Regions from separate parts of the Homo sapiens genome. Here region 1 is linked to region 2. A link is an interaction called in ENCODE POLR2A ChIA-PET data of the cell type or tissue named here. Cell type or tissue: Panc1. All regions are shown on one strand. Each heading gives the region's core, and the rest is flanking DNA. Links, peaks and the distances in the headings are about the cores only.

Region 1 (2,920 bases), core at 129-2,628, 130 kb after region 2:
TAGACTTGATCTAAGACACTTCCCAAGGCTAAAAATCTGTGATTCACCTAGGCCAGAAAATCTTAAATATTTTTGAAGTATGACCTTCTTGCCACATTTCATACCTGCTTTGACTCCCAGGAAGCTTAGGGCTAGAACAGTATCTAAAGACAGTACTCTCCCTACACTACATTTCTGGGATAATTGTGTCCTTAGGTACATTCCCTATAACTTGTGATAACCCATCTTTTTAAAAAATACTCCTCTTGCATACATGAGGTTTTCCTAAGGTACCTCAAAATAAAAGCAAAAGCTAATATTTTCATATACGTTACTACACCAGCTGCCCAGTCCCATGAGAAATAAGTACATGAAACTTGTTTCTTTGACTTTCTCTGTTAAAAAAAAGAATCCCAATAAGAAATTGGCTGGGCATGGCCGGGAGCGGTGGCTCACGCCTGTAATCCCAGCCCTTTGGGAGGCCGAGGCGGGCGGATCACGAGGTCAGGAGTTTGAGACCATCCTGGCTAACACGGTGAAACCCTGTCTCTACTAAAAATACAAAAAATTAGTCGGGCGAGGTGGCGGGCGCCTGTAGTCCCAGCTACTCGGGAGGCTGAGGCAGGAGAATGGCGTGAACCTGGGAGGCGGAGCTTGCAGTGAGCCGAGATGGCACCACTGCACTCCAGCCTGAGTGACAGATCAAGACTCCATCTCAAAAAAAAAAAAAAAAAAAAAAAAAAACAACTGGCTGGGCATAGTGGCTTATGCCTGTAATCCCAGCACTTTGGGAGGCTGGAGCAGAAGGATTTCTGCTTTGAAGTTTGAGACCTGTCTGGACAACATGGCAAAACCCTGTCTCTACAAAAAATACAAAAATTAGCTGGGCATGGTGGTGTGTACCTGTTGTCCTAGCTACTTGGGAGGCTGAGGTGGGAGGATCACCTGAGCCTTGGAGGTTGAGGCTGCAGTGAGCTGTGACTGAGCCACTGCATTCCAGCCTGGGGATCAACAGAGTGACACCCTGTCTCAAAAAAAAAAAAAAAAAAGAAATGCAATGGAAAATTGATAATGGGGATGAATTAATAGTAGAGACAATAATTGTGGAGTTATTGATTGTAGGGCTATTGAAACTACAGGGAGACAAATTTTAGGAAAAACTTCCTAATTATTAGAGCTGTGTGAAGGTGGAATGGGTTGCCTTTGAAGGTGGTAAGTGCCACATCTCCAGGAGTAAGAGAGTAGATACTGCAGACGTGCTGTAAAGGGATTTAGCTTTGGGGCCAGGGTTGGGCCATGTGACCTTTACAGCCTTTTGATCATAACATTCCCTTACAAGAAGTTCCCCTTTTCACCAGGAACACATTTCTCTTCTGAATTCAATTTTCCTCCTTCACCTGGTATACCTGAGGTTTTTGACTCCCAACTGAAGAAATACTGGTCATGTTCCTACTCAGACCCCAGCAGTAAATAGCATGAAAAATACCTCACTTTATAATTTATGTAACCCTTTAAAATGGTAAAAGTCCCAGAATATTTACATGGCTATATGTCTATTTTTCTTAACTTTGAGATACCTTTTGATAAAAAGGACTATTTAATGAGATATTCACTAAGCCCATTTAAAATTTAGGCTAAATTTTAGACCATGTAAAGTTTAAAGTAAAGCTTAAAGATCAAAGAGAGTGGAGTGGGTAATAGAGTAGAGGAGGTTATTTTATTCTTGAAACTTAGATTACAGGTAGTCAATTATACTTTCTTTTGCTGCTATGCTAGCTAAACAATGCTTCTCAAATTTTAATGTGCACAGAAGGACCTGGGGATCTTGTAAATATGCATATACTGACTCCTTGGGTGGGGCCAAGATCCTGCATTTCTTTTTTTTTCTTTTTTCTTTTTTTTTTCTTTTTGAGATAGAGTCTCGCTCTGTCACCCAGGCTGGAATACAGTGGCGCAATCTCGGCTCACTGCTACCTCTGCCTCCCTGGGTTCGAGCAATTCTCCTGCCTCAGCCTCCCAAGTAGATGGAATTACAGGCATGCACCACCATGCCTGGCTGATTTTTGTATTTTTAGTAGTGATGGGGTTTCACCATGTTGGCCAGGCTGGTCTTGAACTCCTGACCTCAAGTGATCTGCCTGCCTCAGCCTCACAAAGTGTTGGGATTACAGGCGTGAGCCACCGCACCCAGCCAGATTCTGCATTTCTAACAAGCTCACAGGTGATGCTGATGCTGCTGGTCCAGGTACCACTGAGTACAAACAAGGGGTCTAAGCCACCTTTCTGTTGTCAGGTCAATGGTCATGTACCTCTGTCGCATGGGAAGTATTTTCTCTAATCTCCACTTCTCCGGAAATGGAGGCACCATCACATCAGGGCAGCTCCTGGACACCCATCAGTTAGATATAAAATTAGGCCAGTATTTGGTGCTTAGGCCATCAGACTTCAGGGTAGAGCTCCTGCGTTCTCTTCCTTTGCCCCTGCTCATAGATTCGGTGCGTTCACTCTGGCAGTTTTTAATCTTTCAGGTTTCTAGATGTTGGGATGGGGTGCTACTGAGATCACAATCTTTACTCTTTCTTCATTTAATAAGCCCCTTGATCAAAATTACTACTAAAATATGTTTTGGAGGTTTTATTTCCCACCCCACTCTCCAAATTTGTCAGCCACCTTAAAATTAAGCAGATGTTTTAATTGGAGTCTTCAGTGTGTTGGATCAGCCAGTTTATTTTCCAAGTTCTTCATCTGTAAAATGATGGGGTTGGACCAGATAATTTGGAAGGTTTCTTTCAGCCTCCAGCACTGTAATATACCATTATAAGTTTTCTAAGAAGATGGCAAATTCCCGAGAACCTTTTTAACTGATTCAGTTTAGTTCCAAAACGTTTGCAGTGATATATACCTGTGCATAGAAGACTGGACTATTGATCTGACTTTTTGG
Region 2 (2,920 bases), core at 319-2,818:
GGTGGCGCACACCTGTAATCCCAGGACTTTGGGAGACTGAGGCAGGAGGATCACTTGAGCCCAGGAGTTCAAGACCAGCCTGGGCAACATGGCAGGACCCCACTGCTGAGAAAAAATAAAAATAAAATGTTCTGGAATTAGACAGTGATGATATATGTACAACCTTGTATTTGAAATAACTGAAACCCACTAAGTTGTTATGGTATGTAAATTATATCTCACTTAAAAAGTGAAAAAAAATTCAAGGTATGGACCACTGTACTTGGGATACTTGCTGAATACAAGAATGGTCAATAAAATGAGCTAATGGTTTATATTGGATTTTTACCCCCAGAGCAATGTGCAAGTGTATAGAATAGTAAAAGGAATTTAAAAATAAACACAGATAGACTAGAAAATAATTTATACAGTAGTGATGTTGAGTTTTTCATTTGAAACTATGAAAAGTAACAGCTTTGCTTATTTGCATCTATCCAATATCACAAACTGAGATTCCACACAACAGATGGACAGACTTACGGGAAATATGAATTAAGAGAGAGGTTCAGAGGCACATCGAAACAAATCAAGCCCCTCTACTGAGCTTTCCGAGCTAGACTGCAAGCCAGGGAAGAAAGCCAATCCCATTATTTAACATATACCTTTAATTGCCACATTTCACAGCAAATACTTTTTGACTCTTTCCAAATACCAACTCCAACTTCCAAGGATGATAATCTGTCAATCCTAAAGGTATTCCAAAAATAGGTCTGTAACAGCAATGGAAGGCATAACCTCCAAATGAGCTTGCTTAGAAGATAATACTCTTGTGGATGATAATATTGTCCCTGTAAAGGTGGTTTAAAAAAGAATCTGTCGGCCGGGCACGGTGGCTCACGCCTGTAATCCCAGCACTTTGGGAGGCCGAGGTGGTGGATCACGAGGTCAGGAGTTCAAGACCAGCCTGGCCAAGATGCTGAACCCTCATCTCTACTAAAAATACAAAAAAATTAGCTGGGCGTGGTGGCACGAGCCTGTAATCCCAGCTATTTGGGAGGCTGAGGCACAGAATTTCTTAAACCTGGGAGGTGGAGGTTGCAGTGAGCCAAGATCACGCCACTGCACTCCAGCCTGGGCATACATAGAGGGACGCAGTGGCTCATGCCTGTAATCCCAGCACTTTGGGAGGCCAAGGCGGGCAGATCACGAGGTCAGCAGATCAAGACCATCCTGGCTAACACGGTGAAACCCCGTCTCTACTAAAAAGACAAAAAATTAGCCGAGCGTGGTGGCGGGCACCTGTAGTCCCAGCTACTCGGAGGCTGAGGCAGGAGAATGGCTTGAACCCAGGAGGCGGAACTTGCAGTGAGCTGAAATGGTGCCACTGCACTCCAGCCTAGGCGACAGAGCGAGACTCCGTCTCAAAAAAAAAAAAAAAAGAATCTGTGTCATTTTTGTAGAGTTCCACAATGAAATCCTTAACTAAAGCTACCATTCCTCCCCTGAGCTAAGGAAAGAAACGTGTTGCAAACTGCAAGTTGCCTAACAAAAAGTCTCCACTTTCTAACCTGCATTAGAAAATCCTACAACCTACCTTTGCAAACCTATCATGTGTATATCCCTTACACTAATCATGAACTGCAGTTTAAATTGACAAGTCATTGCTGTCCTTCTCCACTTTTGCTCATGCCATTTCTCATGAATGGAATGCCTTTTCCATCAGAACGAAGCAAAAATCCACCACCTTCTTCACGAAATCGTCCATCAACTCGGGAGAGATTTCACTTCTAAACACCCCTAGCATTTGCTTGCACCATCATATGACACACTATGCCTTGTACAATAACTGATCGATTACATTACATTTTCTCTAAGGTTTAAAAGTTCCTGAAGGTTGAGGCAACTTTCCCAGACTTTGTTTGCCCACAGTGCCTGGTAAAAAACAGATGCTTGTTTAAATGAAGTAAACACCTAACTGCCCTTCATCCTAAAAACAGCATCAATACAAACAGCTAAATGATCAGGCAGGTACTCTGAAGTGGCAAGTTCTATCAGGCAAGTGACTTTGGGAGGCTGAGACAGGAGGAGTTTGAGACCAGCCTGGACAACATAGCCAAACCCTGTCTCTAAAAAAAACTCTAAATAAAAATAAAAGTGGCATCAAATAACCAATTCTCACTATGTAAGAAATTCCAGGCCCCCCTGTGTAGCACCATAAGACTAAAAAATGGCATTGTTCAAATACTTCCTAGAATTGCTCCAGCTACAAGAACATTTCAGGAAATTAGGGCAATCTGAAATAACTTTCTGAAAGTCAAAGAGACTCATCTGCTGTCCTATTTTTAGCCAAGCTAGAGCTAAGCTGAAATCACCACAACTTTCCCCACATTAGGAAGAGCTTCTTGAAAATACAGCAAGGGCAAGGTGCAGGAAAGCAAAAGGTTACATCATATCAGGCGCAGAGAGAGCCTAGATCTTCCTGGAATCTAAACTGATCATCCTAGTCTCAGAGGACTCCTTAATAATCACCTGGTAACCAAATATCATCCATCTTGATCATAATCACTGTCTGAACCCAGGACTAACTCCAATTCAACTGAACCTAATCATTTAATCAGCAACATCACCACCACCACCTGCCCCCACACCCTCCAAAAAAGTACTAATAGAAGGGAGAATTCGATTTTAGAAATGAGAATTAATTTTTAATCCAAACTGCTGTAAATTAAATACCTTCCAGAAACCAAATGACCCTAAAGTATTAAGATAATCAGTCAAGAGAAACAAACAGGTTGACCGTTTAGAACCAATCCCACTAAAAAATTATTACATCTGGAAGTAAACAAGTTACCTTTTGAATTGCCTAAGGATCACTGCCAGTCCTTTTAAATATAGAAAGTTCTTAACACTACAATTAATTTACTTAGAACTCTCCTCTTAA

Evidence for each region. ChIA-PET counts read pairs that join two places held together with the same protein. Peaks named below come from ENCODE experiments on the same cell type or tissue, not always from the same donor. Only the 100,000 strongest peaks of a DNase experiment are listed, where the experiment ranks them.
Region 1: POLR2A ChIA-PET joins it to region 2 with 7 read pairs; 5 of 35 experiments call an interaction of 5 or more read pairs at or near these places.

The regions. Positions count from the first base shown.
Region 1 is chr10:96,703,688-96,706,607 of GRCh38, reverse strand. The region is part of intron 2 of PIK3AP1 (phosphoinositide-3-kinase adaptor protein 1); the gene reads left to right. Among named protein-coding and RNA genes, the nearest start is that of PIK3AP1, 15 kb to the left of the region's middle. In Panc1, for the core only: no CTCF peak of the experiment used is centred there; no DNase peak of the experiment used is centred there.
Region 2 is chr10:96,835,492-96,838,411 of GRCh38, reverse strand. All of the region lies in intron 2 of LCOR (ligand dependent nuclear receptor corepressor), which reads right to left. Among named protein-coding and RNA genes, the nearest start is that of LCOR, 4.7 kb to the right of the region's middle. RefSeq lists an enhancer at 640-1,140. In Panc1, for the core only: no CTCF peak of the experiment used is centred there; no DNase peak of the experiment used is centred there; H3K27ac peaks cover 441 bases.